Linked DNA regions of Mus musculus: all the other regions are linked to region 2. A link is a loop called in an ENCODE intact Hi-C map of the cell type or tissue named here. Cell type or tissue: heart. All regions are shown on one strand.

Evidence for each region. Hi-C counts contacts between places; a loop is a spot of excess contacts. Peaks named below come from ENCODE experiments on the same cell type or tissue, not always from the same donor. Only the 100,000 strongest peaks of a DNase experiment are listed, where the experiment ranks them.
Region 1: it touches region 2 in a loop (4-fold over the local background); 13 of 42 quality-filtered maps call a loop at or near these places.
Region 3: it touches region 2 in a loop (2.9-fold over the local background); 15 of 42 quality-filtered maps call a loop at or near these places.
Region 4: a loop joins it to region 2, with 2.8 times the contacts of the local background. A loop is called at or near these places in 16 of 42 quality-filtered maps.

What each region holds. Positions count from the first base shown.
Region 1 is chr5:100,240,047-100,242,546 of GRCm38, forward strand. It overlaps the pseudogene Gm8091. Among named protein-coding and RNA genes, the nearest start is that of Gm36304, 24 kb to the left of the region's middle. In heart, a CTCF peak has its summit at 1,052 (motif pointing left); no DNase peak of the experiment used is centred here.
Region 2 is chr5:100,158,352-100,160,851 of GRCm38, forward strand. Tmem150c (transmembrane protein 150C) reads right to left here and starts at 930. Exons shown (of 8, transcript NM_001382851.1): 1 at 868-930. In heart, no CTCF peak of the experiment used is centred here; DNase peaks (open chromatin) are centred at 870 and 1,010; H3K4me3 peaks cover 1,452 bases; H3K27ac peaks cover 1,150 bases; H3K27me3 peaks cover 1,362 bases.
Region 3 is chr5:100,073,796-100,076,295 of GRCm38, forward strand. No RefSeq gene overlaps it. Among named protein-coding and RNA genes, the nearest start is that of Tmem150cos, 2.9 kb to the right of the region's middle. In heart, a CTCF peak has its summit at 940 (motif pointing right); no DNase peak of the experiment used is centred here.
Region 4 is chr5:100,081,420-100,083,919 of GRCm38, forward strand. It overlaps Tmem150c (transmembrane protein 150C), which reads right to left. Exons shown (of 8, transcript NM_001382851.1): 7 at 2,155-2,332. The region is part of intron 1 of Tmem150cos (transmembrane protein 150C, opposite strand); the gene reads left to right. Among named protein-coding and RNA genes, the nearest start is that of Tmem150cos, 4.7 kb to the left of the region's middle. In heart, no CTCF peak of the experiment used is centred here; no DNase peak of the experiment used is centred here.

The DNA of each region.
Region 1 (2,500 bases), 82 kb after region 2:
AAGAAGGGAGCTTGCCCACACTCTTTAACTTTTCAAATTTATGAACCTGTGAAATGCATCTTTAAGACAAGCAAGTGAGGAGGGTGAATTTTCATACTCAAGGCTGAATTACATCAGCTATCCAGACAATGGGCATCTACTAGGAGCCCCCTGCCAGGTGACCACCCAGATGACAGCCTCTGCAGGTTACAGCTCTCAGGCACTCGCTGGTTCCTGTGGTCAACCAAAGCTCCCTAAGGCCAGGTGTCTGGGTATCTGTTCAGTGAATGTAAAAAAAAAAAAAAAAAAAAAAATCAGTAATCCCTGTTAACAAGGACAACAACTAATCCCTGTTAACAACGATTAACAACAACGATTTTATGCTGTTTGGAAACAGACCAAGTAAGGACCATCTAAGCCCACACTAAAGGAATTTAAACACTTAAAGAAGCAGGTGTTATTGATGGGGTTGGGTGTGTAGCTCAGTGATAGACACTTGTCCAGTACGATCTGGCCTCACTCCCCAGCCCCTCACATGCACACATACAAAAAGAGTTGACAGAAGGGTAGACTTGGCTCCTGAAGAGAAGCATAGACAGGAGAAGGAACGTCATTCCCATAAAACTTCTGCAAGGACTTCCATCCGCCTTGGTCCTTGCCAGTGGGGAGGCTTCTGATGAAATCATCTTAGAGTGTCACTTTTGATGAGAACAGGAGATAAAAAAAAAAAAAAACTGCTTCGGCAGCTTAAGGCAAGGTTTCAGAGAGCAGCGGACCTAGGAAAGTCCTTGCTGGAGGCCAGAGTAGAGCTCTGGTACTTGGTTCCTTGTTCTCTCTTCTCTCCTAAATGAGCGTTTCCACCTAGAACACTAGCTCTCAACCTTACCAGTGCTTCGACCCTTTAATACAGTTCCTCGTGTCGTGGTGACCCCCAACCACAAAATTAATTCATTGTTATGAATCATGCTATAAATATCTGAGATGCAGGGTGAGACCCACAGGTTGAGAACCACTGGTCTAGACGTTGTATCTGTGTCATTGAGACTCCAGTCCAGACATGAACTCCCCCTGGTGGTCAGCTTTGGGGCTGGATCTCTGAATTTTCATGAAACGGATTATATTTGTTCCCCAATTTTAGCCCACTCCTAAGTGACATTAGGGTCTCCCCAATTAATAGATCAATGTTACAGGAGCCTTAAAGAACTTCCAGGATGGACCTTCCCTAATGGAATCTGCCTTTGGTCCTGGGTGAAGATATGACATCATGAACTGCTCCAAAGAGTAGAACATTATATATTGCTGTATCTTCCATTAAGAGTTCATCTAGATGGGTCTGTTGATCGTGTGGACAAAAGGCAACCTTTTAAAGAGGCTTACTCACCTAAAGCCACATTAAAGAGATGGGACGAGTAATTATTACCTTAATGAGGTAATGTACTTTCCCTTCCCAGGAACCCTGTCCTCTGTTCTCTCACCCATACAGCTACCACCATGCAGCTCTGGTAAGCCTGCCTGCTGCTAAGTCGTGGTGTTGCTTGCTGGCATCCATTGCTGAACATGTAAGCCTGCATCAAAAGTTATGTCTTTCTCTCCTCTGTCTCCCTCCTTCCAGCAGCTGCTGACATTCATAGTTTGCACACCCTGGTACTTTTCTCTCAAAGTCTGGCCCTTGAGAGTCTGTTTTAAAATTTACTTATTAAGGAGACTAAAGACCCAAAGGGAGAACTCCAATTTCCTTCTTATCATCTGGTGCCCAATGTGGGTCTCTCCAAGATTTTCAGCAACACTTTCATGTGCAGACTGGTGGTGGTGGAGTCTCTGGCTGTTCCTCACGCATATGTCTTTATTTACCAGTCATAGTACAAGACCCACAAGGTCTGCTACCTTTCTCCCTTTGTGTCCCCTGTACCTCTTAGTATAGAAATGCTTTTGTTTAAAGCTTTTTCATTGAAATGGCCACAGGTATGAACAAAACAGAGTTTGGAATGTCCACACTGCCCACTGTAGCAGATGGAACTAGCAGCCATGGACCACTGACTACGCAGGAGTGTGGCCCCAGAGTTTGTATTCAGTCTGAAATATTTTATGAATATCAGCATATTGTCAGTTTGAACTGTATAAAAGCACTGCTAAAAAAAAAAAGAGGCATATACTTAGGATGGAAACAAAAGTAGAGATAATCTTTCAAATTTGCAAAACAGGGCACAATGCTAAATGTTGAAAGGAGCCTGTGGCACAATGGAGAAAGAAAATCTAAGACAAAGAGTAAATAATAATTGAGGTGGAGAGAGGCAAAATGGAAAGAGAATCCTGATGAGGTCACCACAAATGTCAGCAGCAATAAGTGATCTTTGCCTACGTTGCATTAGTGCCAGTAAGGGCCAAGCATTCCGGAGAGAGCTTAAGATGGAGCCTGGGGGCAACTCGACAGACTGAAGCCAACTTTAGCTTCAGGGGCTGAGAACTATGCATCCAGACCCTCAAAGCAACAGAACAGCAAATGGTCGGATGGCATGAAGGT
Region 2 (2,500 bases):
TCGCCCTTTCGGCGGTGTTACTGTAATAGATCTAAGAAGTGCTTTATTCTGTCTTGCCTTTTAAATGCATCCGTGCATTTCGGTTCCCTATCAGGACCATGTATGTCGGAGGTCAGCCTGGGATCGCCCAGGGGGGTTGGCTGGCTTCCATTCACCTGGGCTCTGTTCTCACGTTGGCAATCACCACCCTGGCTCAGCCCTGAAAGATCTGGTCGGAAAAACCGCGACCAAAAGACCAGCAAAGTGCTTAGGGTATAATAAAGTGCCATGGGGGTCAGGGGTGGACAGAGAGGGATGAATGGAGGGCGGGTGGGGAGGAAGGAACATGAATTTCAACTGGGAAACCCCTTATTCCCTCTTTGATTCATTTAAGGAGGGGGAAAACCACTCAGCGAAGGCTCTCTCCATAACCCAAGAATGTCGACTTTTGAAAATTATTATGACCGTGGATAACCATAGCGCCTCGTGCACCGCGACCCGTACCCCACCCCCGCACTCCCCCTGGTTAAGCCCGAAATCCTGGATTCTTCCCAGGAACGCGCGCCCAGTAGGGCGGCCGCGGGGCTGCGCTCAGGGCACCGCAAGTTAGCGCCGGGGCCGGCAGGCTGGGCTCCGCCGCTCCTCCCCGGACCCCACCCGCGGTGGTGGGACACCTGTCACTGGGCGGGGCGGGGGGCCGCAGGCGACACTGCGGCGGCGGCGAGCGGGACGGGCGCGCCGCGGAGCTGCACCGCCCGCCTCGGGCTCGGGAGTACGCGCCCGGGGGCTGGGGAGGCACCGCGGCCGCCCGGGTGGGGTCCTCGCTGGGTCGGGAGCAGGACGAGCAGGGCATCAGGGGCCAGGGGCGGATGAGGGCGCCGCGCCTACCTGCTCCGGGCGGCGGCGGCTCGCGGGCCGTGACCTGCGGCGGCAGCGGCGGCGGTGGCAGTCGCGGTGGGGAGGGCGCTTCCTTCAGGAAGGGGTGGGATCTGCCCGCCCGCCCCCTCCCGCCGCAACGCGGCCCGTCCCCGACTTACTCCGGGGTCCCCGTCGCGGGGCTTCGGGTGGACAGCAGAGCTCTGAGGTCCCGTCTTGTACCTCCCCCCCTCCCCCCCCCCGTCCCCGGTTCCCTCACCGTCACCCGGGGCTGCGGCTGCGGGCGGACGGTCCAATCGCCTCCTTCCTAAGCCAAGGTGGACGCGCTTGCCTGGCGCTCCTCACCCAACAAAAGGCAGGACGGGATCCGGGATCCTCCGCCTGCTGGTTATTTATTCCTGACCTGTTGTAACCTTCTTACCGGCTCCCTTCTGTCCACACACCAAGGACTTTGCATACAGCAGCTAAAATTCACTTTCAGGCCCACGAGCCCAGCGTAGTTCTCCACCACCCGCTGCCCTCCCGTGGTTTTCTTTCATCTTACTGAGCAGACACAGGGCTAACTTCTGACCCTGATAATGGACGGAGGACTTCAAGGCCGCTCCCCTACAGCCAAACTTGCTCATTTCCCCTGTGTGTGTGTGTGTGTGTGTGTATGTTCATAAGACACTACTCAGCATTTTAGTAGCAGCCCCACCCCAGACCCCAACTTTTGTCACTGCACTGACCCCTAAGCAGCACAGCCCAGAGTCATGTTAATCTTAAATTCTTCATTAACTTACTTGACTGGCCTGCTATGCCTGGTAGGGTCGCCTGGATCAATCCACCACACCCATCTACTTAAAACCATTGCCTCTCAAAGCACAAGTTTCTAAGTTTCTAAGCTCCCTCCTCAACTCAACCTATACAAAATCTCTGCCACTGGCTTCTAGAATGCTCTCTTCTCCATGGCGCTTGTCATTATCTACGCATGTGTTGATTTCTGGCCACTGTTCTGTTTTGACTACTAGACCGTTCGATTCTTGAGGTCTTACGGCTTTCTGTTTACCATATATTAAGGAATGGGACTTTGATTTATTCAATTAAGTTAATTCAAAAGTTAATTCTAGTATAGAACCCCCTGAAAGCACGTGCTGAGTGGTGAGGGGCGTTTTCTGAAGAGAGTTAACTTTGTTTTTTTCAGACTCTCCAGGTGGCCTGTGAGGTTAAAAATTGCTTGAGGCCCAGCCTGAGCCCCAGTCTGAGGATTATACTCCTACTTCTTGTCCCCTTATGGGATGCCCAGGCTGGCTATTAAGACTGCATTGGAACCATGAGTTAATCTGGTATGCATGGGGTGGGGGTGGGGTACCACTGATCCTTGCTGCTGCTGCTGCTGCTAAGAGTTATGAACACAACATTATTGGGAGTTTGGGGCCTGGGGTGGGAGGCGTTATTAAAACGCCAATTCGTACATTTTTATGACTACCTGACCAAGAAAGGAGAGGAAAAGAGTAAGCTGACCGTGGGAGAGTAGGTAGAGAATCCCCGAGAGTTTCTCCCGCTTCAGCCTCCCAGGCGCTGAGGTTCCAGGGGTGCTCAACCCGATCTACTTCTGTCGCTCGCTCACTTCTTTTTAAGTTGACTGGAAGAGTCCTCTAGCTAG
Region 3 (2,500 bases), 85 kb before region 2:
GGGTGATCACCAAGATGGCAGTGTCCAGGCAGGATGGTGCAGGAGGAACTGAGAGTTCTACATCTCTGTCTGAAGGCTGCTAGGAGATGACTAGCTTCTAGGTAGCTAGGACAAGAGCTTTAAAGCCCACAGTGACACACTCCAACATGGTCACATCTCCAAATAAAGCCATTCTTAGCCTGCTTGCATATATCTGTACACTGTTATGAGCCTGGTCCTAGCAGAGGTAGAAGGTAGATGAGAGTATATCAGACCCCCTGGAAGTGGTGTTACAGATGTTGTGAGCCGCCATGTCATTGCTGGGAATTGAACCCTGGTCCTCTGAAAGGGCATCCAGTGCTTTAACCACTGAGCCGACTCCCCAGCTGCTGTGCACTGTAATCTTAGTCAGTTACAAGCATGTATGTACCTTATTAATGTCTCTGTGCATGTGTCATGACATACATGTGGAGGTCAGAGAGCAACCTTGTAGATTGGCTTCCTTACCACCTGGGTCCTGGGGATTGAACTCCGGTTGTCCAGGTTATCAGTAAGTAAGATCTCTCTGGCCCGAGATCATGTTTTACAAAGACTTAGTCCATAACAAATCCTAAGAACTAGTGTCGATGTAGACTCTGGAGGCTGATTTGAAGAGTGGAGAGACCACACCCAACTCGGTGAAGAGGGTGAGATTTTCATATCTGAAGGTAGATTACCCCTGGAGTCTCAGCAATAAGGAAAGGTTTAGAGGGCTGGGACCTATGGGACATTGTAGTGAGCTGGGATTTCAGTCTGAGGACATGGGAAAGCCCTGGAGTTTCGTCAGCACAGGAAAGAAAATGAACAAGTGTAGCCTTTAAGAGCCTTTAAGCTTTGTCGTGTCAGGAGCAGGTTGAAGGGAACCCATAATGGAAGCCGACCAGGTTTGTTGTTAGGAGACATCAGGAGAGATGGTTAGCAGATAGGGCCAGATGGTGGCAGTAGAGATTCACAGTCATCCTTAAAGACCTGGAGGGTTTCATGTAGCCCAGGCTGGCCTTAAATTTCGCCTTCCCTCCTCCCTGCTTCCCCCTTCCCCTCCCCCTTTCTTTCTTCTTCTTCTTCCTCCTCTTCTTCCTTTTCTTTCCTCCTCCCTCCTTCTTCTTTCTCCTCCTCCTTCCTCTTTCCTTCCTCCTCCCCCCTCCTCCTCTTCCTCCTCTTCCTTCTAGAAGTGGCCTCAGCAAGTAGTCGTGGTCACCCTGGACCTCACTATGACCTTGGAATCTCAGGTCTGCCTGCCTCTGCCTCCTGAGGGCTGGGATTGAAGGTGTGCGCTGTCATGCCTGGCTTGCACTCAGCTTCAAAGGTCACTTTGTTTGGGTTTCCCCACAAATATTGGCTGTGAGAACAGATACAGGAGTAAGGGGAAAGAGACCCCTGTAACGATTGGAAGACGCACATCTTTAACTTACACAGGACAACTGTTCAAGGGTGGGTTTAAGGGCTTGAGATAAAGGGTTAAAACTGAGATGCCTTACAGTGGAGATGTCGTTAATTAGTAAAGAGTGGACCAAGCAGGATGGAGATCTGGACTGGATAACTCGGAAGGGTTGATATATGGCAATACTTTAATCTTCCTTCTCTCCTTGTTTGAGATAGGGGTCTTACTATGTAGCTCATTCTAGAGTGGAACCCAGCCCTCCTGCCTCTGCCTCTCTAATGCTGGGATGACCATTAAATACTTCTGGCCTTTTCTCCTTCGAGAGGCTCAGTTGGACAACAGGAAACTCAGTATGTGTGGGACTTTGTTCCCTGACAGCCAGGGCTGCTCATTCTGTATGAAGATGCCCCAGCTATGGCTTCCTATGAGTGCTGTGAATTTCAGCTCTAAGGGGTCACACTGAGCTCCATCTGTATTTGTGTGAGATCGTTTAAAAATAAAAAGGGTTGGAAGATCCCATTCCTATGCCCAGCCTCCCAACCCCCGTCCCTGACCAGCTACCTAACCACTGTGGTTTTTGGATTGAATCACACATATCTAAAACTTAAAAGATGACGTCCATATGTAAGGGGAAATATGGTACTTATCACTTTGGATCTTTGGTAACCCAGATGACATGACATGGAACCTGTACAAAATACTGCGTAAGATGGCCAAGAACTGGGCCTAAATGTCATGAGCCTAGGGGAGACCCCACTGCAGTACAGTGGTTCTTAATGACACATTTCTATACCATAGCTCACAGACTAAGCCCTCATCAAAGAAGCTGCTGCTCTGAGTAGATGGTAATTAGCAGAGACCCACAACTGGACAGTGTGCAGAGAGTGAGTTTGGAGCACTTAGCGCTAACTGGGAGGCCTTTATCGAGACCCCTTCCCTCGGGCTGGAGAGATGGCTCAGCGGTTAAGACCACTGACTGCTCTTCTAGAGGTCCTGAGTTAAATTCCCAGCAACCACATGGTGACTCAACCACATGGTAGCTCACAACCATTTGGGGATCTGATGCCCTCTTCTGGTGTGTCTCAAGACATAGACAGTGAC
Region 4 (2,500 bases), 77 kb before region 2:
TGTAAGCCAAATAAACCCTTCCCTCCCCAACTTGCTTTCTGGTCATGGTGTTTTTGTCGCAGTAATAGAAACCCTAACTTAGGCAGCAGCGCTTCCAAGTGTTCAGATGCAACCAAATCGGAACCATTAACTGTCAGCCCCAGAGTCACAGACAGTCTGCACATTCTTCTGACTGAGGGTAGAAAATGTCACCAGGGCTGGGTTAACTCGTTGGGGACATGGCAGCTTTGATTTCTTTGACCATGTGGCATCAGGTAGCTACAATCTGTGGGATCCTGGACAAATTAGCCTACCTGTGAAGCTCAACCTCTGATTGAAAGAATCAATACATTTCACGAGCTTAGAACGATGCCTAGACGGGGTAAGCGCTCAGCAAGCACTGGGTATTGCTGACTGGGGTGTGTAAGTGTTAGCTGTGGGTGACCATTTAGGAATTGTGACTCCCTCTTCTGAGGAGAACCTGCCTGAGTAGCTGTTGGTTACTACAGGGTGTAGACAAGGCCCGAGCCATTCGAACCCCCTTTACTAGGAATAAAAGCTGATTTCTTTTCATCTGCTCTGTGCTCAGTGTAAGTAATGGGTGGGGTGGGGTTGGGGTTTGAATGATAGATGCCAACCGCAGACTCGTGTATTTGAAAACTTCATCCCCAGCTGGGGGGTTCTGTTTGTGAAAATTACAGAACTGTTAGAAGACAGAGCCTTGCTGAGGGAAGTATGTTCCGGATGCAGGCTTTGAAACTTTAGAGCTTTGCCCCACTTCCTCATCCTGCTTCCTGTGTATGGGTGAAAAAAATGAACAGCCAGCTTCCTGCTCTGACCACTAAGCTTTCCTGTCATGATGGACCTGAACCCCGTAGATCTGTAAGCTTCAACAAACCTTTCATCTTCTAAGTTGCTTTTGGTCAGGGTATTTTTATCACAGCAACAGACCAACACAGACCAACAGAAGAGTGACCAACACAGACAGGGACTGGTGACTTCTATTGAGCCAGGGCTATGCGCTGGCTTGCCCTGCTCTCTGGGGGCTTGTCTGGGGTTTGAGGGAATGAGGTACACTCTGCCTTTCCCTCCCTCTGCTTGTTGATGACAGGGTGCAGATGGGGTCTGAGCTGATCCCCCCCCCCCCCTGTTCACTAGGAATCAAGGCTGGTTTTTGCCCAGCTCCTCTTTGTCTCTCCTCCCTTGGTTCAAAGTCTAAGGGGAGAAAAAGCATAGCACCCCAAAGGCTCAAATCTTTATCCAGGAAAACCACACCCCTAGGCTACCCAGTTCCTGAACTTGTTTTCCAGAAAAACGTATAATCCTGAGAGATATAAGCATTTGTCCCCTGCGATTCGTTTTAAGGATAACCAATAACCTACCCAGAGTAAGACTTAAAGTCATGGATACATTTTTTTAAGATGGAAAAAATATCACAACACTTTTGGATTTCTGTACTGTGGTTTTCATGAATGGAATCTCTGGCTGGCGGCAGAATGCCTGACACCTTTCCTGTAGGCTGAAAGGATCTTCAGAGAGCAGAACCTGCTTTGGTTTAAGTTACCCGTCTCTCTTTGGCTTGGTATAAAAAAAAAATCTGGTCTGAGATATATATATATATATGTATATATATATATATTTTTTTTTTATTTACTTTTATTTTTGAGACAGGGTCTGATGTGGTCCAGTGTGGCCTTGAACTCACTATGTAGGCAAGGCTGATCTTAATCTCCCAGTTCTCTAGCCTTCATCTCGAAGGTTCTGGGAATTTCATCTATGCTCCACCAGACCTGACTATTAATTTTTATTTATTTATGTAAAGACTTATTTGTGTGTGTGTGTGACTACTGTCTGCATGTATGTATATGCACCCATAGTGTGCCCAGTATCTGAGGAATCCAGATGGGGGTACAGCATACCCTCTCTGGAATTACAGGCAGTTGTGAGCCACCATGTGGGGGGTGGGAACCAAACCCCAGTCCTCTGCAAGAGCAGCAAGTGCTCTTGACCACCCGGCCATCTCTGTAGCCCCTGGCTAGACCTTTGTAAAGGTAGAGCACAAAGGCACAGGTTCATTTTGACGCTTTTTGACCTGACAGCTTTTCTACACAGGGGGAAGGGCAATGGTCTTTACCTGTGCTCTGCTGTCCCTGACAAAGAGCCCTCAAAGGATACACAGGACTACGCAGAGGGTAATGACAGCTGACAAGATGACTCTCGGGATCCCAGCTCTCCGCCCCTCGTTCTTGATATTGACTTTGAGTGTCAGTGCGGCCTGGATCCAGCAGGTCAGAGTGCCAAACCCGAAGGTCAGGGATGTCCCCACGTTGTGGATTTCTTCATCGTTTGTGAGCTAGGAGACAGCGGTGGGAGACACACAGGCTGTGAGCAACTACAGGGAGGGATGGGGAAAGGTCTTCAGGCGTGGGGCTGCAGAGACTAGAACGGTTGGGCTTCCTGGTCTCTCCAGCCTCTTTGTGTTGATTCTCAAATGGTTAAAATCCACAGAGAGGGAGGGAAA